2 separate regions of the Homo sapiens genome follow, and region 1 is linked to region 2. A link is an interaction called in ENCODE POLR2A ChIA-PET data of the cell type or tissue named here. Cell type or tissue: PC-9. All regions are shown on one strand. Each heading gives the region's core, and the rest is flanking DNA. Links, peaks and the distances in the headings are about the cores only. Region 1 overlaps CATSPERE (catsper channel auxiliary subunit epsilon). Region 2 overlaps LOC107985372 (a long non-coding RNA gene).

Region 1 (8,000 bases), core at 1-8,000, 180 kb after region 2:
AGGGGGTCTGCGGAAGGTTAGCCAATTCCTAGAGATAGTAACCAACTCTTCCAGGAGCCCCTGCCTATGAAAGGGGGTTCTTTATTAGTAGCCCTGGGCTACTATCCTCCTACCCTCATCACCCCAGAGGCAGACACACTACAACCAGGGAGAGTCCCTAGTCCCCAGAGCCCCATTGAAATTATTCAAAGTAGCCAATTTCAAACATGCTTACCCTGCCTCTCCTATTCCTTCCCACAGAAACTGCAATAAGGCTCTGCCCACATTTCCCCCTCACTCCCTCTGCCTCCTGACTGACCCTGATGTTTCCATGTGTGGCCCCATGGAGCATGCCTTGCCCCCAGTTTCTAGGGATCTGTATGTATAATGCACTTCCTTCCTGATGGCCATTTCCGCGTCTGTATATCTTACCGTACCTGACTAAAGCGAATCCTCAGGACCCTTAAAACACCCAGAATATCTGTTCCTGAACTCCCTGCAGGGTAACAAAGAAATCCTGCCCCACTGTTTCCTCTAGGGCTGCTTCTGTGGCACTGAATTCTAGTTTGGGATTGGAGCGTGATAGACTCATCATCAAATGCTAGTAAGTGTGGGGCAAGCCCTGGGACTCTGAATCCAGCTGTGATGACTTGGGTTCCCAGCTAGATCACACTCCCAGGGCTGGCTTCCTTCTTATGAGTGTTGGACAGTCAGTCTATTGTCCTTTTATCGGTAAAACTCTGCCGAGCCTTGTACCTGAGCCATTCCCTATAACGTTAAGGCATTTATTGTAATCCAGAGACCTAGACTATGGGCTAATTTCCCGGTGGCCACCCCTGCCGCTGATTCTCAAAGCTTGATTGATTCAAGTCTGCCAGAGTCTCAGAGTGAGCAGCTAAATTCACCTCTGATGAATACCTGATCGGATACCTGGTTTTCAACTATGTATACTATAATTCAGTGGAACTGGACAATGGACCTTACCCATTTGTCCCTCTGTCGTTGACCTCTAGTATTCAGTTCATTATCTTAGGATAATTGGAAGTAAAAGGTTTTATCAAGTGATTCCTAGTAGCAGACAAATAAGTTATTTCTAGAAACAAGTGCTGCCACAAAAATCCCAAATAGTGCTGTTCCAGTAGACTACTCTCCCACCTCACCCTCTCCCATCCCCCACTTGTCCTCTCATCTGCCCCTTGACCTCATAGAGATTTCCAGTTCCCCAATTCCTCCTTCCTTCCCCTTCCCCTTCTTCTCCTTCCCTTTCTCCCCTTCTCCTCCTTCTCTCTCCTTCCTTCCTTCCGTTTCGCTCTGTTGCCCAGGCTAGAGTGCAGTGGTGCGATCTTGGCACACTGCAACCTCTGCCTCTTGGGTTCAAGCGATTCTCCTGCTTCAGGCTCCCAAGTAGCTGGGATTACAGGCGCCCACCACCCACGCCCGGCTAATTTCTATGTTTTTAGTAGAGACGGGGTTTCACCATGTTGGCCAGGCTGGTTTCGAACTCCTGACCTCAAGTGATCCGCCCACCTTGGCCTCCCGAAGTGCTGGGATTACAGGTGGAGCCACCGCGCCCGGCCCTCCCTGCTTTCTCACACAGCATTTCTCTCTTGCCTTCTCTTCGTTCCCTACTCAGCCCAGTCTCATGGCTAATCATCTGACCCCCAGTTATATTTATCCTATTTTTGCTGGTGAGAAATCTGTCAGTCTAGGTGACATTCCATTGTAGGTAATCTGTCTTATTTATATGACAGCGTATGTGATTTTCCCTTTTTCTTTACTGTTTTATGGCTTCATTCTGAGGTATCTGAGACTTCATGCCAATCCTCAACCTTCTGACTTGGGCCTTAAATTCTGAAAAGTTTTCATATTTTATTTCTTTTCATTGAATGTTGCCTCTCTTTTCAACGCATTTTCTGTAATTTCCCCTTCTGGAAAAAATTATTAAGCACATGTTGAAATTTGTCCTTCTGCTGAAATTGTTTCTTACCCTCTTTCTTATTTCTTTATCTGTTTACCTATTTGTATTGCATCCTGGTTAATTTCCACATCCCTCTTTTTTCAGTAATTCTCTCTCCACCTATATCTAATCTGGTTTGTAATTATGTCTAAAATTTTGAATTTAATGACTACATTTTCATGTCTAGAATTTCAAAATTTTTAAAATATGCCTACTTTCTTTTCATAGTCGTATTATTTCCTTATGATTTCTATTTTATTTTTCCTCTTTATTCATTTTTGAACACATTTTCTATATTATTCAGATTGTTCTGTTATTTTTAAGCATTTGCTTTGTGTGCTCATTTTTCAACTTATTTTATCTGCTGACTCGCCCTCATGGGGGTCCGTTTCCTTAAATGTTTGTAAATTTAGATGATCGATTCTTTGATGGTGGTGACTTTTCCAGTGAGGATCCTATATCTCTGGATTTGATGATCGATTCTTTGATGGTGGTGACTTTTCCAGTGAGGATCCTATATCTCTGGATTTGATGATCGATTCTTTGATGGTGGTGACTTTTCCAGTGAGGATCCTATATCTCTGGATTTGATCGATTCTTTGATGGTGGTGACTTTTCCAGTGAGGATCCTGTATCTCTGGATTTGCTTCTCCAGTTACCTTTGTTTCAAGGGGTTTGCTTAGGGGTTTCAAGGCTAGTTGATAGTTTTTAGCTTCATTTTTCATATGGCACTTTCTGTGACTAAACTCTATTCCTATTAGGTATAAGTTCAGATCCATAGGAGGCCTGAGGTGAACATTTTGGTGGACATCTCCCATTCTTATAGGAGGTATGTTTTTGCCTACAAATTCATGTAGGTTACAACCTTCCTTGTGACTGACCTGGGCATTAGCAGAGTTTTCTAGTCTCTCTCTCTCTCTTTTTTTTTTTTTTTGGACTAGGTAGCTCTTAATATATCCTGAATTTGTGAAAGAGCCTCTTGGCCTCACAGGGGCTTGAAAACCCAGCTTCCAATTTCTAGCTCCATTATCCTGGGCCAGTAGCCCTGGATCGCATAGGTAGGCTGAAAAGCATTGCTCTAACTTTCAGTTCTCTCTTCGCTTCTGAGAGTCCGCCTTCTTTCTTTCAAGCTTAGTTATGTACAAAGTATTTTTGTTATGTTTTATGCAGGATGACGTGTCTATCACGGGAGGGAGTCCCGTCACGTCCTAAGTTGAGGGAGTGACTCAACTTAGCTCAGTCTGCTATATTACTATAATCAGAATGACTCATTTCTAACCTTCCTTTCTTTATCCTCAAACTGTAAACATACTCATCTATCTTCCTCTTTAAAAAAATCCAGGTCATATTTTGTGTTTTTCTCTATAGGTAAATTCCTGTCTCTTTCTTCTATTTTCCAGCCCAAAGCTGAAAAACTGTAGACTATATTTTGCCTCTACTTGTAAACTTCTCATTGATTTTGCAAACCCCCTGCAGTCTGGCTTCTCTTCTCACCATTGTGTAGAAACTACTCTTACTTGAGGAACGGTAAGGAAGCCACTCGCTGCATCTGAGTGAGTGCAGTGAAGTTTAATGGGAGAAAGGTAACAGAGGCAGAAAATCAAATAGAACCTTGAAAGTCATTGTAAGGTCTTGGCTTTTACTCCATGATAAGGATTTCGAGCTTTGGAGCAATGTGCTTTGACTTTGTTTTCAAGGTTTTACCCTTGCTGCTATATGGAGGCAAGAGTGGAAGCAGAGAGAGCAACAAAAAGCCTGTTGTAATAATCCGGGTCAGTGGTGATGACTTGGGTCTGTAATAGCAGGCATTGACAAATAGATAGACCCAATAGGCTTTGTTAATGGATTTGATGTAGGGTGTATGAGAGAGAGAGGAGTCAGGGAGATTCCAAAGTTTTGGCCAGATGAGCAAGGATGGAGTTGCTACCACTTAAAATGGGGAAGGCTACTGGTGGAGCAGGTTTTGAGGGGAAGATCAGGAGTTCAGTTTTGGACAGGTTACGTTTGATATATCTATTGACATCTAAGTGCAAAAGTGATATATGTATTTAGCATCTCAGTGGAGGTGTCAGTCTGGGGTTCAGGAACTGTATCTGATTACATTTTATACACCACCTTGCAGTTAGATTTGAGCCATGGCAATAGGTTCTGGATAATGGGATGTGGGTCGAAACCACCTCTAGTTCTAAGCCTTTAAAACATCCCATACAATCCTCCAGTCTTTTTCCCAGACACGGCGGCAAACCAGGAGAGACCATGTCCGGACGATGTAGTTCTATATATCAGACTATGACATGGAGAGTTAGGCACTGGGATTTTAGGGTTTATTTATTACTGCAGCATAGCCTAAGCATACTTGACAGATACAAGGGGAGACGGTCAGGCTGTAGATGCAGTGTTGGGATATATCAATATATTGAGACATCCTGGCCCATGTGACTGGATGATGACATTCAAAGAGAAAGTTGAGATGGGGAAAAGAAAAGAAATCCCTGGGCCTCCGGGCATTCCAACACTAAGAGGTCAGGGAGATCTCAGAGAGCCAGATGTCAAGCTTCTGAGCGGGAACCTTTGTAGTGCGAGCAACAAAAGAGAGAATTAAATATGGGTGATGTTGAAAAAAGCAAAAGTGTTTTTGTTTAGAAGTGTGTCCAGTGCCACACCGTGGAAAAGGGAGGCAAGCATAAGACTGGGCCCAATCTCCATGGTCTCTGTGGGTGCAAGACAGGTGAGGTGGCTGGATTCTTGTACACAGACACCAAGAAGAACAAATGCATCATCTACGGAAGGAGCAATTGGAGAATCCCAAGTAGTACATCCCTGGAACAAAAATGATCTCCACTGGTGTTAAAAGGAAGGCAGAAAGAATTGGTCACTGCCTTATTTACTTAGAAACCAGAATTGTCTCATGATTTTACGTGTATTGTAGTGTCATTGATCTAATATACCAGGGTTCAGGTCATGTATGACTGGCAGAATATTTTTGTTGGGCAGCCCTGATAAGTAAGACTGGCTTCTGGTTAAATGAATATGATCAGTTTTTTTGAATTTTGACAGCAATTCGGACTCAGTAAATGCTATCCCTGTTTCCCCTTCTACAGATATGATTGAGCTTGATGAGAAACGTCCAACTTTTCACAAAGACGAGAATGCCATCCCCAAACCTACTGGAGACTGGTTTTTAATTTAGATGTGTGTAACTAGTTATATGAATATATTTTAATACTGGAAAAATTCTTGCACTGTCTCAGAACCAAGCAAGACTCACATGTTCTTTAAATTTGTGTTCATTTGCCTGTGAAAGGTAAGGGCTGAAGGTAAGAACGCAATGTTTATGTTTTTGGTCTTAACTCTGCCCAGCTAATTAGAATTCCCTGTATCTAAAATGCTGCCTTTTACTTATTGAAGGGCATTTTAATGGTTTATGTGTCGTATCAAATGAAAACACTTCTCACACTTATAGATGACACTTGTCACCTTTTAAAATCAGTGTGACAAGAAATAGTAGCAAGTTAAACTTTACTTTCAGACTCTTGACTAAGTTGGACTAAGTATTAACTTACGATTGTCATTAAACCGCTATTCAAAAACACAGAACTGTAGAATTACTGTGTGTGTGTGATTGGCAATGGTGCTTTGCCAACTTGTTAAAAGGATTAAAGTAGAGGAGCTATATACGAAATTATAAATTATAGGTGATCGTAAGACTTAAGAAAATTAAAAACAAAATCCCAGATCATGAAAAAAAAAAAAAAAAGAAATCAGGGAGGAACTAAGTAATTAAGGGGGTGCTACCAGCAAGGAAACAGAAAGAATAGGAGAATGAGCTATTCTGGAAGCCAGATGAAGAAAATATTTCAAGTAGGGGTAAATGATTAACCGTGTCAATTCTTGTTAATGAGATCAAGGAAGGTGGGACCTGAGCATTGACCATCGGTTTAGCTGAATGGAGGTCACTGATCATGTTGGCTGCCAGTGCCAATAGAGTGGTGAGCACAAAAACCAGGCTGAGGGCGATTTGGGAGAGAATGGGAGAAGAGTTGATGAGAGTGACCACAGAAGCTGAAGGGCTAGTAGGGTCAAGAGAGGGTTTTTCTGTGATTGTGTTTGTTAATTTTGTTTTGCTTTGGTTTTTGGTGGGAGAAAGACCTGTATATTTGTAGGATGAGTCAGTAGAGAGGGAAAAGTTGATGATACAGGAGAAAGAGGAGGACAGTTTCAGGAGCAATGTTCTTGATTAGGAAAACCGGTGGGGATCTAGCTTACAAATGGAGGGACAGGCCTTAGACAGATACACAGACAGTTCATCTATAGTGACAGGAAGGCAGACAGAGTTCCTGGTACAGTTGCTTGAGGATGGACAGGTATGGTGGTGGAAGTTTGTGGAGGATCCCTTCTAACTAATGTCACCTTGGAGTCATTCATGTTCCTCATTCTCTTACCCTTACCACTCACATCTATCAATTATCAAGCCCTGCCTATTACAATCACTCATTTTCTTTTTTTTTTTTTTTAAATTTTACTTTAGGTTCTGGGATACATGTACTGAACGTGCAGGTTTGTTACATAGGTATACATGTGCCATGGTGGTTTGCTGCGCCTATCAAGCCATCATCTAGGTTTTAAGCCCCGCATGCGTGAGGTATTTGTCCTAATCCTCTCCCTCCCCTTGCCCCCCACCCCAGACAGGCCCCGGTGTGTATAATCACTAATTTTCTTATACAGGATTCTTTTTCTTTGTCCTTGTTGCTATTTCAGTCATCTGTTTTTCTCTTCCTAGTGATGCAGGTGAACCCCACACTTGGGGCTCAGCTTGGGAGGTTTTTTGGCTTCACTCAGGAAAGAATTCAAGATTGAGCTGACAGTGAAAGAAAGCAAGTTTATTAGAGTGAAGCGTACAGCAGAATGGCTGCTCTGTAGACGGAGCAGGGCTATCGCATAGGCAGAGTAGCACTCATGGATTGCTGGCTAGCTATATTTATACCTACTCATAAATATATGCTAAATAAGGGGAGGGCTATTCAAGAATTTTCTAGAAGGGGGGAAGGGACTTTCTGGAACCATATATGAAAACTTCTGAGTTATTGCCATGGCATTTGTACTGTCATGGTGCCGGTGGGAATGTCTTATGCAAATGTATTATAATTCCAAGTGCTAGCTGGTTTTGGCCAGTTTCTTGGCTACATCCTGTTTTGATCGACAGGGTTGTGAAAACAAGTCCTGCTGATCTCCTACCTCACCAGGACTACCAATACAGTTGACTAGCTGGTCTCCCTACTTAGATTTGTTTCTCTGAAATTCATCCTCTACCCCTCTCCCAGAGAGAACTAGCTAAAGCAAATTTTTTTTTTTCTTTTTTGAGACGGAGTCTCGCTCTGTCGCCCAGGCTAGAGTGCAGTGGCGCCATCTCGGCTCACTGCAAGCTCCGCCTCCTGGGTTCACGCCATTCTCCTGCCTCAGCCTCCCCAGTAGCTGGGACTACAGGTGCCCGCCACCACGCCCGGCTAATTTTTTTTGTATTTTTAGTAGAGACAGGGTTTCACTGTGTTAGCCAGGATGGTCTTGATCTCCTGACCTCGTGATCCGCCCGCCTCGGCCTCCCAAAGTGCTGGGATTACAGGCGTGAGCCACTGTGCCCAGCCTAAAGCAAATATTTGATCATGCCACTCCACCGTAAGACTTGATAGAAGGCCTTCCGTGGTGTGGAATCCACCTAGCTAGCTTCCTGGCCTCTTCTCCTGAGACTTCATGACTAATTTTTGCCTCAACAATATCACACCGTTTGAACTATAAATTTTCTTCCTCCAACTGTCTGTTTTACTTGAAAGACTTACCCAGCAGAATTCAACATTACTCTCCCCACTTCTCTCCTTCCCTCCTCTGCCTCTAGCAAAATACTCATTATCCATAAGACTCAGTGACTTAGCTCAAATGCAAGTCTTCTGGAGCATTTCCCAGAGCCTCGCTCTCTTTATAGCTGGGTTGGAATCTTTTGAGTTTCAATACTATCCACCCACACTGCTCCATTCTGTCATTACACTCAGCATATCTGCGCATATGTTTA
Region 2 (16,771 bases), core at 3,826-11,825:
AGCAGGGAAGAGCGCGGAGAGATAAGAGGCAGAGTCAGCTAGGGGCTGCAGGCCCACGCTAAGGTCTACAGCTTTTCTCTAACTGAAAATGCATTTAGAGAAGGCTTTTAAGGAGGGGAGTGACAGAATTGAATCAGATCTTTCTGAAAACTGCTGAGAGTAGGTTGCAACGGGGTGAAGACAGAGCCGTGGGGCCTGTTAGGACACTACTGAAGTAACCCAGGTGAGGAATGATGGTGGCAGTGGGGGAGATGGAAAGGAATTGGGTTTGGATGTATTTTGAAGGTATTGCCAACAAGACTTCCTAATGAGCTGGCTGTGTGGGGTGAGAGAATGCAAACTGAGGAATGTCTTTGGTCTGAGCAACTAGAAGAATAAAGTTGCCTTGAACTGAAATGGGGAGACTGCCAAAAGGCTGGCTGAGTGGAGAACTGGGAGCTCTGTGAGGCTGGAGATGCCCATCGTCTAATGGCAGTGGGTAGGTGGGTGTGGAGCTCAGGGGAAAGGGTCTTCCTGATGATAAAAATTAGAGAATCAGGCTGGGAGCAGTGGCTCATGCCTGTAATCCCAGCACTTTGGGAGGTCGAGGCAGGCAAATCACTTGAGGTCAGGAGTTCGAGACCAGCCTGGCCAACATGGTGAAACCCCATCTCTACAAAAATACAAAAATTAGCCGGGCATGGTGGCAGGTGCCTGTAATCCCAGCTACTTGGGCCACTTGGCAGGCTGAGGCAGGAGAATCACTTGAACCTGGGAGGCGGAGGTTGCAGTGAGCTGAGATCATGCCACTGCACTCCAGCTTGGGCGACAGAGTGAGACTCCATCTCCAAAAAAAATTAGAGAATCATCGTTATATCCATCATATCCATCTACACCTATCAGATATGCAGTATTTAAAGCCATAAGACAAGCTGAGATTTCCTCAGCATTGAGTATAGGTATGCAAGAGAACGTCCGAGGATTGAGCCCTGGAGCACACTGACAGTTAGAGGTCAAGGATAGGAAAAAGACAAACAAGGCCGGGCGCGGCGGCTCATGCCTGTAATCCCAGCACTTTAGTCAAGGATAGGAGGATAGGAAAAAAACCAACAAGGCCAGGCGCGGCGGCTCACACTTGTAATCCCAGCACTTTAGTCAAGGATAGGAAAAAGAACCAACAAGGCCGGGCGCGGCAGCTCACGCCTGTAATCCTAGCACTTTAGGAGGCTGAGGTGGGGGGATGGCTTGAGGCCAGCTTGGGCAACATATCGAGACCTCATCTCTATTAAACATTTAAAAATTAGCCAGGTGTGGTGGTGGGCACCTGTGGTCCCAGCTACTCGGGAGGCCGAAGTGGGAGGATCACTTTAGCCTGGGAGGTCAAGGCTGCAGTGAGCTTTGATTGGGCCACTGCTCTCCATCCTGGGTGACAAGGCAAGATCTTGTCTCAAAACCACCACCACCACCACCAACAAAACCAACAAAAGTGCTTGAGAGACGGTGTCTAGAAAGGCAGGAGGAGAACCAGGAGTGGGCAGCATCCTGGAAACCGAGAGAAGAAGGCGGTTCAAGGAGGAGACAGCGTCAGTTGCATGTCATGTCACCAACGGGTCAAGCAAGAAGAGGGCCGACAGGTGACCATGGAATTCACCAGTGACCTGAACACTGATTTAGTGGCATGGTGGGGGCAAAAGTCCAGCTGTGGTGAATTCGAGTGAGGACCGGAGGAGAGAAATCAGAGGCAGAGAGAAGAAGAGTGTCCTCCATTCTTTCAAGGAGTTTTGTTGTGAAAGAAGGTAGAGAAGTGGAGTGGAAGCTGGAGGGGGAAGTGAAGTGAAGAGAGCTGTTTTTTCTTTTCTTCTTAAGATGGGAGAAATACAGTATGTTTATGAGCTGATGGGATTAATTCAATCGAGAAGGAAAATGCGGAGGTGCAGGAGAGAGAAGACAGAGCGGCAGGAGAGATGTCCGCGAGTGGGCCGCAGGGGCTGGGATCCCATCCCACGGAGGGGCAGGTGGGGGCAGGGCAGCTCACCCACGCCGCGGGGAGAAGGCTGAGTGCTCAGACACAGACACGGGGGGTGGGTGGGCGCGCTGGTGAGAGCACGTAGGAGCTCTTTTCTGGTGGCTGCGATGTTCTTGGTGGCATAGGAAGCAAAGTTGCTGAGAGGGAGGAGGGGGAGGAGGTGTTGAAGGTGTAGAGAGAGAGGAGAAGGTATGAAATCATCACCTGGGAGAGTGGGAGAGAGGAGACGAGAGAAGTGTGATACGTTTGTGGAGCATCAGTCAGGGCCCACTGGATTTTGTCAGCAATGCAAAGGGTGAACAGAGGCTGACTGAGTTTGTTCTCCAGCCATGGGGCGATGCAGGCCCAGAGCGGCTGGAGAGTTCCATTTAACCAGGGGTGTGATTTCATCAGAGAGAACCTCAAAGCGAGAAAGAGGTGAAGAAGTCGGAGGGTATAAGCAGATGAATGACCGTCATGATTGGATCAGGAGGGAGGGGAGGACGTGGGGGCTGGGGGACAGTGAGAAGGTGGTGAGGTCTCTATAGGGCAGGACTGTAGGTCTTGGTGGCTCACAGGATTGCTGGAATTGGGGGGCCGAGGGAGTAAGCTGGACAGATAGAGGACATGGTCAGGAGTGGTTGGAGAGCGGGTGTAGGCGCTGTAGGTCTGGATAATGATGAGGTTAAGGGTATGACTCTGGGTGGCTGAGAACAGAGGGGTGGAGGTTCTGGGCCTGGGCAGCCTCAGGCTACACTGACTGGTGCTTCTGTGGGCACTTCGGTCCTCCTGGAGAGCCTCTATGAGCGTCATGCTCTCTGTGTGTAGGTGCCAGCAGCTTTGCTTGGGGAAGGGACCCCACAGGTGCCATTGGGGCATAAAGGACAAGAAAGACAGATGAGAGAGAGGGGAGAGGGGCAAAACAAACAATCTGGTTTACATTGAGCACCCCATTTATAATTCCCCTGCTTCACTGTGTCTTCCATTCTGTAACCACAGGCCATCGATGGCTGGTTCTTGAGTGAACGAGTCATCTACTCCATGAGACATTTTGTGTGAGTGTGCAGCCCTGAAGCACAACCAGGCTGGAAGCCCGGCCCCACTGCAGGACCCTATGCCTAGAAAACGAGCTTTCCCTTTCCTTGAATTGAGTTCGCTGGGTTTGTTTCATGCTAGTAACTTGTGGGTGGGGAGCCAAGAGGGTGTGTCCTGTCCCAGGATAGGCAGCTGAGGAGGGTGTGTTTTGGGGGGCAGGATAGATAGGTTTAACCCCGCTGGCCACCACCCCATTAGAGCAGCTGAGGTGAGCTTCTCGTGTCTGCTGGAATCCTCAGTTTGCCTGGGTGTCCTCCAAAGCTATCCCTCCCTGGGGACCTGCAGACCTGGGCAGCTCCTAACTCCACCTGGGAGTCAGCCATGCTGTCTCCTGCATGGTACAAACATCTCTGTAAGTGACTGTGCTCTTTGCCATAAAAGAAAGTCTAGTGCTCTCACTGTGTTAGCATTTGACCACCCACCCTCCATCTTCCTGCTGTGATAACCATGCGGGGTGGTGTCCACCAAGCTGAAGAGGGATTTGATTTACTTGACTTGATATCAAGAGGCACTGTACTTTGGGAAGTCACTTACCTCTCTTGGGCCTAGGTTTCCCGATCTGTAGAAATGAGTAATAATTTATGTTTTTCTATAAAGCTGCTAAGAAGCTCAAATGAGATATTTATGAAAGTGCTTTGTAAACTGTACGCTGTAAAAACAAGTTACCTGTTATTGTCTTATCTTTGTAGAAATAACAGCAAATAAGTACAAGAAAGATGAGAGCGAGAGAGAGAGAGACCGTGAGCGCAAGAATTACACCCGGTATGGAAGACGACTCTAAATAATGTAAGTCTTAGAGGAGCCAGCCATCCTAGAGCAGATTCCCATAAAAATCAAACCAGGAAAAAATAAAGAAGAGAAGTTAAAGTTCATTGCTGGAAAACCATGTTTTTCTTTGAGCCCCTGTGGGAGGAGGTTATTATTTTAGTGCAGGAAGAGGACTATAATTCAGTTCTCCCAATCAGAGCCTTCTGATGCGTTACCATGATTCACAGGCTATGACTCACACATTAGAATTCTCACTAGTACATTACCAATAGTTTATATTCCTTAAAAAGGAGGTAAGATGAAGAAGAGCGATTACATAATTGTTTTTATTTCAGCTTATACCTTGGGTTTATCTGACATGAAATTTCACAAAGAGGAAGTTTCTCTCCACTTGCAAAGAAAAAAAAACTCATTACTTTATTCAGAAATCACATTTCCAAAATGCTTGTTAACCTCAGTACTTTTGCTGTCACACTTGGTAAACTACTGTGAAGGAAATTAATTTCTTTTGTTATTATTATTATTTTATTTGAGACAGAGTCTTGCTCTGTTGCCCAGGCTGGAGTGCAGTGGCACAATCTCTGCTCACTGCAACCTCCACCTCCCAGGTTCAAGTGATTCTCCTGTCTCAGCCTCCCAAGTAGCTGGGATTACAGGCGCCTGCCACCACGCTTGGCTAATTTTTTGTATTTTTAGTAGAGACAGGGTTTCACTATGTAGGCCAGGCCGGTCTTGAACTCCTGACCTTGTGATCCACCTGCCTTGGCCTCCCAAAGTGTTGGGATTACAGGTGTGAGCCACCGTGCCCAGCTGTTATTATTTTTTTTTTTAAGAAACTGGGTCTTACTCTGTCACCTAGGCTGGAGTGCAGTGTTGTGATCGTAGCTCACTGTAACCTCAAACTCCCAGGCTCAAGCAATCCTCCTGCCTTAGCCTCCTGAGTAGCTGGGACTGCAGGCACACACCACCCCAGCTGGCTGATTTATTTATTTATTTAGATTTTTGTGGAGACAGAGGTGTCGCTTTGTTGCCCAGGCTGGTCTTGAACTCTTGGCTTCAAGCAATCCTCTTGCCTCAGCCTCCAAAAGCGCTGGGATTACAGGGGTAAGCCACTGCACCTGGCCAGAAATTAATTTTTTTTTTCTTTTTTTTTTTTGAGATGGAGTCTTGCTCTGTTGCCCAGGCTGGAGTGCAGTGGCACGCAATCTCGGCTCACTGCAACCTCCACCTCTCAGGTTCAAGCGATTCTCCTGCTTCAGCCTCCCGAGTAGCTGAACTTACAGGCACGCGCCACCATACCCAGCTAATTTTTGTATTTTTAGTAGAGACAGCATTTCACCATGTTGGCCAGGCTAGCCTCAAGTGATCCACCCGCATGGTACTCCCTAAGTGCTGGGATTATAGGCGTGAGTCACCACTCCTGGTTCAGAAATTAATTTTTCTAAGGTCAGCAATACAAATAAATCAGTGTGAAACACCCTAACCCATAAGATTTCTTCACTATCAATAGCCATTCTAAAACACATTTATTAGATATTTTTGAATTATGTTATTGTGAATTATATTTTTCAAAATTAAAAAAATCCACCAGTTCATCAAAACACAAGTAAATACTCTCTTTTCTACCACCCACTCATGTCCATCAAAAAGATCAATCAAATCTAATATAAACATCAAGCCAGATACACCAAAGTTATTAGAATGGCTGGGTGTGGTGGCTTATGCCTGTGCTTTGGGAGGCTGAGGTGGGAGGATCACTTGAGCCCAGGAATTTGAGACAAGCCTGGGCAACAGAGCAAGACCCCATCTCTACAAAATACACAAAAATTAGCTGGGCATGGTGGTGCATGCCTGTGGTCCCAGATACTCAGGAGGCTGAGGTAGGAGGATCACTTGAGACTGAGAGGTCGAGGCTGCAGTGAGCTATAATTGTGCCATTGCACTCCAGCCTGGGCAACAGAGCAATGAACATTTTATTTATTCCATTTCATTGATGTCAAGCTCACATAATCACAAATATTCTAATCTGGGAGATTCAAAACCTGTTGATGATCTGAACGTTGTCTAGATTCTATTTAAATGTCTCCTGCGGGCTGTAAAGCTACACACTTCCCGTGGAATAAAGACGTTTACGTGCTTTTTGAGTTAAACCACTTTGACTGCATTAGGCCAGGTCTACACTGACTTCACAGGATATTGAAATGATGATGATGATGAATGTTTATTACTTACCTGAGTAACTAAAGTGGTTTAGGCACTTTGCATGTATGTTTTTTATTTATTTATTTATGTTTTTGAGACATAGTCTCACTCTGTCGCTCAGGCTAGAGTGCCGTGGTGCAAACCCAGCTCACTGCCACCTCAACCTCCTGGGCTAAAGCAATCTTCCCACCTTACGCTCCCAAGTAGCTGAGACTACTGGTGCGCACCACCACGCCCAGCTAATTTTTTTTTTTTTTTTTTTTTTTTTTTTTGAGACAAAGTCTCGCTCTGTTGCCCAGGCTGAAGTGCAGTGGCACGATCTCGGCTCACTGTAACCTCCACCTCTCAGGTTCCAGCGATTCTCCTGCCTCAGCCTCCCAAGTAGCTGGGATTACAGGTATGCGCCATCATGTCTGCTAATTTTTGTATTTTTTAGTAGAGATGGGGTTTCACCATATTGGCCAGGCTGGTCTCAAACTCCTGACTTCATGATCTGCCCACCTCGGCCTCCCACAGTGCTGGGATTACAGGCGTGAGCCATCACACATGGCCCCGGCTAATTTTTTATTAGTAATTTTTTGTAGAGATTGTGTCTCACTATGTTGCCTAGGCTGGTTTTGAAATCCTGGGCTCAAGAAATCCTTTCGCCTTAGCCTTCCAAAGTGCAGATTACAGTCATGAGCTACCATGCCCAGCCTCATATACACATTTTAATTCATCCCTCAATACTGAGTTTGAGAAAACAGCCTCAAAGAGGTTAAATCATCTACCAATGGTTACTCAGCAAGTGGGTGGCTGAGCCGGAATCCTAAACCATGTCAATCTTTTCCCATCATATGACACAATGCCTAAATAAACGTTCTACCAAATGAAAGGCGAAGCTCAATGTGAAGAATTTTAACAAGGCACTGGATTCAGATCAAAATTTTAATTTGGAGCCCAAATCATTTAGATCAGTTCTCTGCCTTGGCTAACCTAATCGGTGGATCTCTACTTCAATGGGTGCCAGAGGATTGGGTCTCAACGAATATGCACTTGAAAAAACTAGAAGGAAAAAAAGTCCTTTGGGCAACATGTCTTCAAAAAAATCAACCAAAACTCCCTTTGGGGCTGTGGTTTTCCCACAGAATCAGAGAGGAATCAGGTCTTATATCAGTTTCTTGCTGCCCAGAAATTTCAAAGCAACAATGTTCAGAAGGAGACTCTGAGAAAGCACGACAGCAACAAAAATGGAAGGAACCAATGGCTGCAAGGTTCTTGCATGATGTGACCTCGGCTAGGTCATCTTTTCCTAGATCGATAGGTTTGGCACCTGCTGTGATTGGACTGGGCTCCTGTGCTTTTGGCAATAAGGGTCCCATAGCCAGAACTCACTGTTGTCCTTCCTTTCAGGAACTTCTCTTGAGGCAAAAGAGATGCCCCTCGAACTAACTGAGCTTTAACTTAATGGAACCCAGACAGGAGCTGCATGATCCAACTTCCTATCCAGGGATTCTGAGAGGCTGAACAATTCTAGCCAAGAAAACGTAAGCTTGTTGGAAGGAATTTATAGCAGTGTTATCTCCTAAGACATTCCACATGCCCACTCCCATCACCCCAGTAAAATATGTTGAATTGCCGGGTATGGTGGCTCATGCCTGTAATCCCAGCACTTTGGGAGGCTGAGGCAGGCAGATTGCTTGAGGCCACAAGTTTGAGACCAGCCTGGGAAACAGAGAAACCCGTCTGCCGAGACCAGCTTGGTTGTGGATACCCTAACCCAGTGGCACTAGAGGAATTAAAGACACACACACAGAAATATAGGGTGTGGAGTGGGAAATCAGGGGTCTCACAGCCTCCAGAGCTGAGAGCCCCAAACAGAGATTTACCCACATATTTATTGACAGCAAGCCAGTGATAAGCATTGTTTCTATAGATTATAGATTAACTAAAAGTATTCCTTAATGGAAACAAAGGGATGGGCTGAAACGAAGGGATGGGTCTGGCTAGTTATCTGCAGCAGGAGCATGTCCTTAAGGCACAGATCACTCATGCTATTGTTTGTGGCTTAAGAAGGCCTTTAAGCGGTTTTCTGCCCTGGGTGGGCCGGGTGTTCCTTGCCCTCATTCCGGTAAACCCATAACCTTCAGCATGGGCGTCATGGCCATCAAGAATATGTCACAGTGCTGCAGAGATTTTGTTTATGCCCAGTTTTGGGGCCAGTTTATGGCCAGATTTGGGGGCCTGTTCCTAACACCCATCTCTACTAAAATTACAAAAATTAGCCAGGCATTGTAGTACACACCTGTAATCCCAGATACTTGGGAGGCTGAGGCAGGAGAGTCACTTGAACTCAGGAGGTGGAGGTTGCAGTGAGCCGAGATCGCACCACTGCACTCCAGCCTGGGTGACAGAGCAAGACTCTGTCTCAATAAACAAACAAACAAACAAATAAATAATGTTGAATTGAAGCATAGTATACATTGAGAAAAGGGCATAAATCCCTAGTGGATAGCTCCATAAATTTTCACAAGGTGAACATACCTGTATAACCAACATCAAATCAGGAAATAAGACATTACCAATAACCAGAAGCCATTCAAGCCCCTTCTCTTTCTCTCCAGAGCAGACACTCTCCTGACTTTGTTACAGAATATATTAATTTTGCCTGAGTTTATATTTTATATAATTGGAATTCAATGTTGTACCTTGTGATGGTTAATTTTATGTGTCAATTTGACTGGGCCACAGGGAGCCCAGACATTTGGTTAAACCTTATTCCGTGTGTCTGTAAGGGTGTTTGTGGATGTGATTGACATTTGAATTGGTGGACTGAATAAAGCAGATTGCCCTTCCCAATGTTGGTGGGCCTCATCCAATCAGCTGAAGGCCTAAATATAACAAAAGGCTACTCCTCCCAAGAGTCAAAAAATTCCTCCTGCCTGATTGACTGTTTGTCCTGCCTTTGGACTCAGACTAAAACATCAGCTCTTCCTGGGTCTTGAGCCTACCAAACATTGGATCAAATCTTCATCATTGGCTGGGTATGGTGGCTCATGCCTGTAATCTCAGCACTTTGAGAGGCTGAGGCGGGTGGATCACCTGAGTTCATGAGTTCAAGACCAGCCTGGCCAACATGGTGAAACCCCATCTCTACTAAAAATACAAAAATTAGCCGGGTGTGGTGGCATATGCCTGTAGTCCCAGCTACTTGGGAGGCTGAGGCAGGAGAATCTCAGCCTCAGGAGGCGGAGGTTGCGGTGAGCTGAGATCATGCCACTGCACTCCAGCCTGGGCGACAGAGCGAGACTCTGTCTCAAAAAAACCCCCCAAAAACCAAAAACAAAAAACTTCACTAACAACTCTCCTGAGTCTCCAGCTTGCCAGCTGCAGATCTTGGGACTTCTTGACCTCCATAATTGTGTGAGCCAATTCCTTATAAAAAATCTCTTTATACATCTATTACTATGGTTTGAATATTTGTCCCCTTCTGAAACTTACATTGAAATTTAACCCCCAATGTGGCAGTATTGAGAAGTGGGGACTTTAAGAGGTGATTGGGTCATGAGAACTCTGCCTTCATGAATGGATTAGCCAGGCGTGGTGGTGGGTGCCTGTAGTCCCAGCTACTTGGGAGGCTGAGGCAGGAGAATTGCTTGAACCCAGGAGGCGGAGGTTGCAGTGAGCCGAGATCGCACCACTGCACTCCAGCCTGGGCGACAAGAGCAAAACTTTGTCTCAAAAATAAATAAATACAAATAAAAAAATAAATTACCCAGTTTTAGGTATTCTGTTCTAAGCAACAAAAAAATGGACTGAAACATCTATACCTATATCCATTCCCTATTAGTTCTGTTTCTCTGGAGAACACTAATACATACCCTGCTTGCTTTTACATTTTTACTTAATGTAATGAACAAAGTCTGCATTTATTAACAGACTTGAACTGAGCACCTACAGTATCTGGAGTACTTACCAAGCATCTGTCATGTCTTATAAATGAAATGTTTATTTTCTCCAGGATTATAATATTGATGAAATCAAAGCATCTAGAAGACCGTGCATTCCATTTTTAATCTAGCTGAGATGGCATAATTCATACCTCCTCAAATTTGGACAATTATAAATGACTCAACCAGCGAGTGCCAAATTCCACCTACACCCTGAGTATACCTGAAGCAACCACCGAAACCCAAGCTAATCGCCAGATGTATGCTCACTGAGTGGGTAACTTACCTAACCTTGAGGTGAGCTAAGAACCAAACACACTCACAGTTTAAAAAGAATGTTTTGGAAGTGGATTTTATTTTATTTATTTTTAGTTTTAGTTTTTTTGAGATGGAGTCTCACTCTGTCACCCAGGCTGGAGCTCAATGGCGTGGTCTCGGCTCACTGCAACCTTCACCTCCTGAGTTCAAGCGATTTTCCTGCCTCAGCCTCCTGAGTAGCTAGGACTACAGGCGCATGCTACCACACCTGGCTAATTTTTGTATTTTCAGTAGAGACTAGGTTTTACTATGTTGGCCAAGCTGGTCTCGAACTCCTGACCTCATGATTTGCCAGCTTCTGCCTCCCAGAGTGCTGGGATTACAAGCATGAGCCACCACACCCAGCCTGAAGTGGATTTTATGAATAAAGACTTTGTGGCTACCTGTTATCCTACAGAGTCTGATGTGGCCTTCACTTTAATACTTCCTCAAATAGATAGTAGTGAGATGGAAGAGGCAGGAGAAATATACATCTGGGGTCAGTGAGCCACCACACGCATTTCCATGATAATTCTCCATACTGGCCAATTGATCAATCATATATTGGAATATAATCCAAATGCTAGTCAAGGCCTCCGTGTCCATCTGGCTCCTGTTTGCATCTATCTCAAAACCTCACATTACCCTCCATAGAAATCTTGGCCCCTTCACTGGTTTCCACCAGAAATCCACCTAGACAGCTGTTTTTTGAGTTTTAATAGAATTTTACTCAGGGTTTGGGGGTACAGGCATCTCATTTTAATACAATGTACAGCATCCCTGTCTCATTTCTTATTCTCTTTTTGCTTTTCCTTTTTCTCACAAGCTCCATAAAGTACTCTCCTGATCTTCTGGCGAATAATTCAGCAAACGTCTTTCGTTGCTTGAGAATGCCCTGGGAGGCCTCCTTCTTATCCTCAGTAAGCTTGTCAGCATGTTTCTTCCAAGCACATATAGCACTTCCCCAGAGAGATCTAACAAAATAAAAAGTTTCCTCTTCTCATTATAACTTGAGTGATAACATGATTTCTATTGCTCAGCGTTAGTCTAGGCCCAGGGAGATATATAGGAGAATAGAAGATGATTCCTATCCTCAAGGCATTTAGAGTCCATGGAGAGATAATTACTAAGCATGAAATAGTTGGAAAATGCTTCAGTACCAGGCTATGTGGTAATGTCCATGCACTGGGCATTGAGAATAGTGCCAGGTCAGCTCAGCTCAGCCAGGGGAAAACCATCTTCAGGTGGGTGTGTGGGATGGGTTGAATTTGGTTTGGCTGCGTGGTGGGAGGAGAACAGTTCCGGGTAAGGGCACAGCATCAACAAAGTCATGAGTGTGGCAAGAAGGAGTGTGAGTGTGAGTACTGATGAGAAATAAACCTGGTTGAGAGAATGGAGTGAAATTATGAAGGGCCCTGAAAGCCAGACAGAGACGTGGACTGTGGGACCAGTGATAATGGAGATTCCCCAGCAAGTTCCTTGAGCAGAAAGTGACACACAGAAAAAATTGTCTGACAGCTGCGTACAGGATAAACTGGAGGGGAAAAGGGAGACCATCTGTTACAACCAAGCACTCAGACTGACATGTGGGTGTTTGGGATTAGGAGGGAAATGGGAAGGGAGATTGAAAGGTGAATCTGCTGGCCGGGCGTGGTGGCTCATGCCTATAATCCCAGCACTTTGGGAGGCGGAGGTGGGTGGATCACCTGAGGTCAGGAGTTCGAGACCAGCCTGACCAACATGGAGAAACCCTGTCTCTACTAAAAATACAAAAATTAGCCGGGCGTGGTGGTGCATGCCTGTAATCCCAGCTACTTAGGAGGCTGAGGCAGGAGAATCACTTCAATCCGGGAGGTCCACCTTATTGGTTGCAGTGAGCCAAGATCGCACCATTGCCCTCCAGCCTGGGCAACAAGAGCAAAACTTTATTTCAAAAAAAAAAAAAAAAAGGTGAATGCAAAAAACTTAAGCTTCACTGATCTGTAATTGGTCACAGGAATAAAGGAAAGGGGGAATGACTTGAGGGAGGCAGCCCCTCTCTGGATTCCAAGCCCTGCTTGGGATCAGAGGGCAGTGGCAGGAGGTGAAGGCTAAAGGTGCTTTTTAGTCTGGATGTTTGCGTTTCCCTCTGCATCCCTCCCTTCCTCTCCCGCTGTCATTCTCTCATCTTCTGTGTTCATTCTTACCGGGACATCTATACATGCCTCCCAGGTACAGCCCCCTGAGGTTCTGCTTAGCGAGGGATGAAGGGCTACCAATGACCCAGCAATAAATAGTAAGTGAATTTGTCTTGCATCGTGCCTGCAGGGGAATCTTTTCTAAGTTATTTAGAACCTTGAATTGTTCACTCTAAGGAAGGGCTTCTTAACCTGAGGACTATGGATAGATTGCAAGAGATCCATGGAGTTAGATAGGAAATTTACTAACCTTGAACTGAAATTGAGCATTATTATAAATCCAGGCAACAAACCACAGTAGCATTATCAGTCCCAGTGACTTGGTCACCATCAATGGAAATCACAGACATTTTTATATCATGTTACGGTTGTTTCAGAGAGCATGAACTATCTTCTGCACTTATTACTACTTTGCAATTTTAACAGTGAAACGAGACCTCCCACTTTATCTTGTTATTGAATGTGGTAATTTCTCACAAATATATGATTGATCAGAAATTTTAAAAATACTTTGGCCAGGTGAGGTGGCTCACATCTGTAATCCCAGCACATTGGGAGGGCAAGGTGGGAGGATCACTTGAGGCCAGGAGTTTGAGACCAGACTGAACAACACAGTGAGATCCCATTTCTACAAGAACTGAAAAGATTAGCTGGGTGTGATGGCACATGCCTGTAATCCTAGCTACTTGGGAGGCTGAGGTGGAAGGACTGCTGAAGCGATGATTGCACCACTGCACTCCAGCCTGGACAAGAGTGAGACCCTGTCTCAAAAAAAGAAAAAAAAAAGAAGGAAGGAAGGAAGGAAAAGAAAGGAGGAAAGAAAACGGGAAGGAGGCAGAGCAAGACGGCTGAATAGAAGCCTCCCAATTGTCCTCCCCACAGGAACGTCAAATTTGACAACTATCTACACACACACACACACACACACACACACACACACACACACACACACCCCTTCATAAGAATCAAAAATAAGGTGAGCAATCACAGTACCTGGTTTTAACTTCACATTGCTGAAGGAGATACTGAAGAGGGTAGGAAAGATAGTCTTGAACTGCTGACTCCACCCCTCCCCAATCTCCTAACAGTGGCCGTGAGGCACAAAAAGAGAACCTGTGTGCTTGGGGGAGGGAGAGCGCAGTGACTGGGGGACTTTGCATTGGAACTCAGTGCTGCCCCATCACAACACAAAGTAAAATCAGGCACAACTCAGCCAGCAACGGAGGCAGCATTTAGATCAGCCCTAGCCACAGGGGACTTGCCCATCCCAATGGTGGAAAGCCGACTTTTGGCAAATCTCGCCACCATGGGCTAAAGTGCTCTAGGATCCTAAATAAATGTGAAAGGCAGTCTAGGCCACAAGGACTACAACTCCTAGGCAAGTCCTAGTGCTGTGCTGGGCTTGGAACCAGTGGACTTGGGGGCACATGGCCTACAGAGACACAAGCCTGGGCAGCTAAGGGAGAGCTTGTGCCACTTATCCCCCGACCTCAGGCAGCACAGTTCACAGCTCTGAAAGAGACTTCTTCCTCCTGCTTGAGGAGAGGAGAGGGAACTTGGAAACCAGCTCAGCCACAGTAGCACAGGGCACAAGGTAGAGTCATGAGGCCTCCATTCCAGGCCCTAGCTCCTGGACTACATTTCTAGACATACCCTGGGCCAGAAGGGAAACTGCTGCCTTGATGGGAAGGACACAGTCCTGGCAGAATGCATCACCTGCTGACTAAGGAGCCCTTAGACCCTGAATAATCAGCAGCAATACCCAGGGAGTATGTCATGGGCCTTGGGTGAGATTCTGAGACGTGCTGGCTTCAGGCATGACCCAGCACATTTCTAACTGTGGTGGCTATAAAGAGGGACTACTTTTGCTTGAGAAAAGGAGAGGGAAGGGTAAAGGGGACTTTGTCAAAACCAGGCAGAACTCAGCCTAGGTATAATCTCAGCCACAGTGGGGTGTAGCACCAAGTGGGCTCTTGGGGCCCCTAATTCTAGGCCTTGGCATTTGGATGGCATTGCTGGATCTACCCTAGGCCAGAGGGGAGCCCACTTCCATGAAGGATGAGTCCTAGGCCTGGCAGCATTCACTACCAGCTGACTGAAGAGCCCTAGGCTTTAAGTGAGCATTGGTGGTAGCCAGGCTGTACTCCCCCTGGGTCCACGGTGGTGGTGGCCATGAGGAGAGAATCCTCTGCCTGTGGAGAGGGGAGAGAAGACTGGGAAGGACTTTGTCTTGTAGTTCGAGTGCCAGCACAGCTACAATAGGATAGAACACCAGGTAGGTTCCTAAAGTTTCTGACTCCAGGTCCTGGCTCCCAGATAGCATCTCTGGACCCACCTAGCACCTGGGGGAACTTGCCGCTCTGAAGGGAAGAGCACAAGCCTGGCTTCACCACCCACTGACTGTAGAGCCTTAGGGCCTTGAGCAAACACAGGTCGTAGCCAGGCGGTGGTTATAGCAGGCCACGGGTGGGACCCAGAGCTGCGCTGGCTTCAGGTCTGACCTGGTGCAGTCACAGTAGTGGTGGCCACAGGGGTGCTTGTGTCACCACTTCCCCAGCTCCAGGCAGCTCAGCACAGAGAGAGACTCTGTTTGTTTGGGAGAAAGGTAAGGAAAGAGAACAAGAGTCTCTGCATGGTAATCTAGATAATTCTTCCAGATCTTATATTCAGTACCACCAAGGCAGTACCTCTAAGAGTCTGTGGTTACCTCTAAGAGTAACCACAGTGTTACTGGGCTTGGGGGGCCCCTAAGGCAGATATGGCTGTAGTGACCAAAAGCTTAGATCACAACACTCAAGTCCCATCTGATATGCACAAAGCCTTCCTAAGAAGGACAGGTACAAACAAGCCCAGACAGTGAAGATTATAATAAATACTAACTCTTCAATGCCCAGATACCAATGAACATCCACAGGCATCACGACCCTGCAGGAAAACATGCCCTCACCAAATGAGCTACATAAGGAACCAGAGACCCATCCTGAAGAAGCAGAGATATTTGACTTTTTGGACACAGAATTCAAAACAGCTGTTTTGAGGAAACTCAAAGAAATTCAAGAGAACACAGAGAAGGGATTCAGAATTCTATCAGATAAATTTAACAAAGAATTGAAATAATTAAAAAGAATCAAGCAGAGATTCCGGACCGGAAAAATGCAACTGGCAAACTAAAGAATGCATTAGAGTCCTTTAATAGCAGAATTAATCAAGCAGAAGAAAGGATTAGTGAGCTCGAACACAGGCTATTTGAAAATATACAGACAGAGGAAACAAAAGAAAAAAAGACTGAAAAACAATGAAGCACACTTAAAAGGACCTAGAAAATACCTCTGAAAGGACAAGTCTAAGACTTATTGGCCTTAAAGAGGAGGCAGAGAGAGAGAGATGGGGTAGAAAGTTAATTCAAAGGGATAAAAACAGAGAACTTCCTAAACCTAGAGAAAGATATTGATATCCAAGTACAAGAAGGTTATAGAACACCAAAGAAGACGACCTCAAGGCATTGAATCATCAAACTCCCAAAGGTCAAGGAAAAAGAAAGGATCCTAAAAGCAGCAAGAGAAAAGAAACAAATAACATACAATGGAGCTCCAATACATCTGGCAGCAGACTTTTTAGTGGAAACCTTACAGGCCAGGAGAGAGTGGCATGATATATTTAAAGTGCTGAATAGGCTGGATGCAGTGGCTCACGCCTGTAATCCCAGCACTTGGGAGGCTGGGGGGTGCGGATCACCTGAGGTCAGGAGTTAGAGACCAGCCTGACCAACATGGAGAAATCCCATCTCTACTAAAAATACAAAATTATCCAGGCGTGGTGGCATACGCCTGTAATCCCAGCTACTTGGAAGGCTGAGGCAGGAGAATTGCTTGAACCTGGGAGATGGAGGTTGCAATGAGTTGAGATCAAGCCATTGCACTCCAGCCTGGGCAACAGGAGTGAAACTCTGTCTCAAAAAATAAAAAATAAAAATAAAGTGCTGAAGGATAAAAGAGTTTTATCCTAGAATAGTATATTTGATGAAAATATCCTTCAAACGTGAAGAAGAAATAAAATATAATCCCAGTACTTTGGGAGGCCGAGGTGGGCAGAACACGAGGTCAAGAGATGGAGACCATCCTGGACAACATGGTGAAACCCTGTCTCTACTAAAAAATACAAAAATTAGCCGGGCATGGTGGCACGCGTAGTCCTAGCTACTCGGGAGGCTGAGGCAGGAAAATCACTTGAACCAGGGGGCAGAAGTTGCAGTGAGCTGAGATCGCACTACTGCACTCCAGCCTCATGACAGAGTGAGACTCTGTCACAAAAAAAAAAAA

The links. Peaks named below come from ENCODE experiments on the same cell type or tissue, not always from the same donor. Only the 100,000 strongest peaks of a DNase experiment are listed, where the experiment ranks them.
Region 1: POLR2A ChIA-PET joins it to region 2 with 14 read pairs; 4 of 35 experiments call an interaction of 5 or more read pairs at or near these places.

Annotation. Positions count from the first base shown.
Region 1 is chr1:244,595,228-244,603,227 of GRCh38, reverse strand. All of the region lies in intron 17 of CATSPERE (catsper channel auxiliary subunit epsilon), which reads right to left. It also overlaps the pseudogene CYCSP5. Among named protein-coding and RNA genes, the nearest start is that of DESI2, 54 kb to the left of the region's middle. RefSeq lists an enhancer at 2,991-3,200. In PC-9, for the core only: no CTCF peak of the experiment used is centred there; a DNase peak (open chromatin) is centred at 3,127; H3K4me3 peaks cover 1,388 bases; H3K27ac peaks cover 1,515 bases.
Region 2 is chr1:244,765,843-244,782,613 of GRCh38, reverse strand. LOC107985372 (a long non-coding RNA gene) reads left to right here. Exons shown (of 5, transcript XR_001738568.1): 2 at 3,769-3,865; 3 at 7,442-7,575; 4 at 10,050-10,275; 5 at 11,102-11,349. Among named protein-coding and RNA genes, the nearest start is that of C1orf202, 43 kb to the right of the region's middle. In PC-9, for the core only: no CTCF peak of the experiment used is centred there; a DNase peak (open chromatin) is centred at 4,103.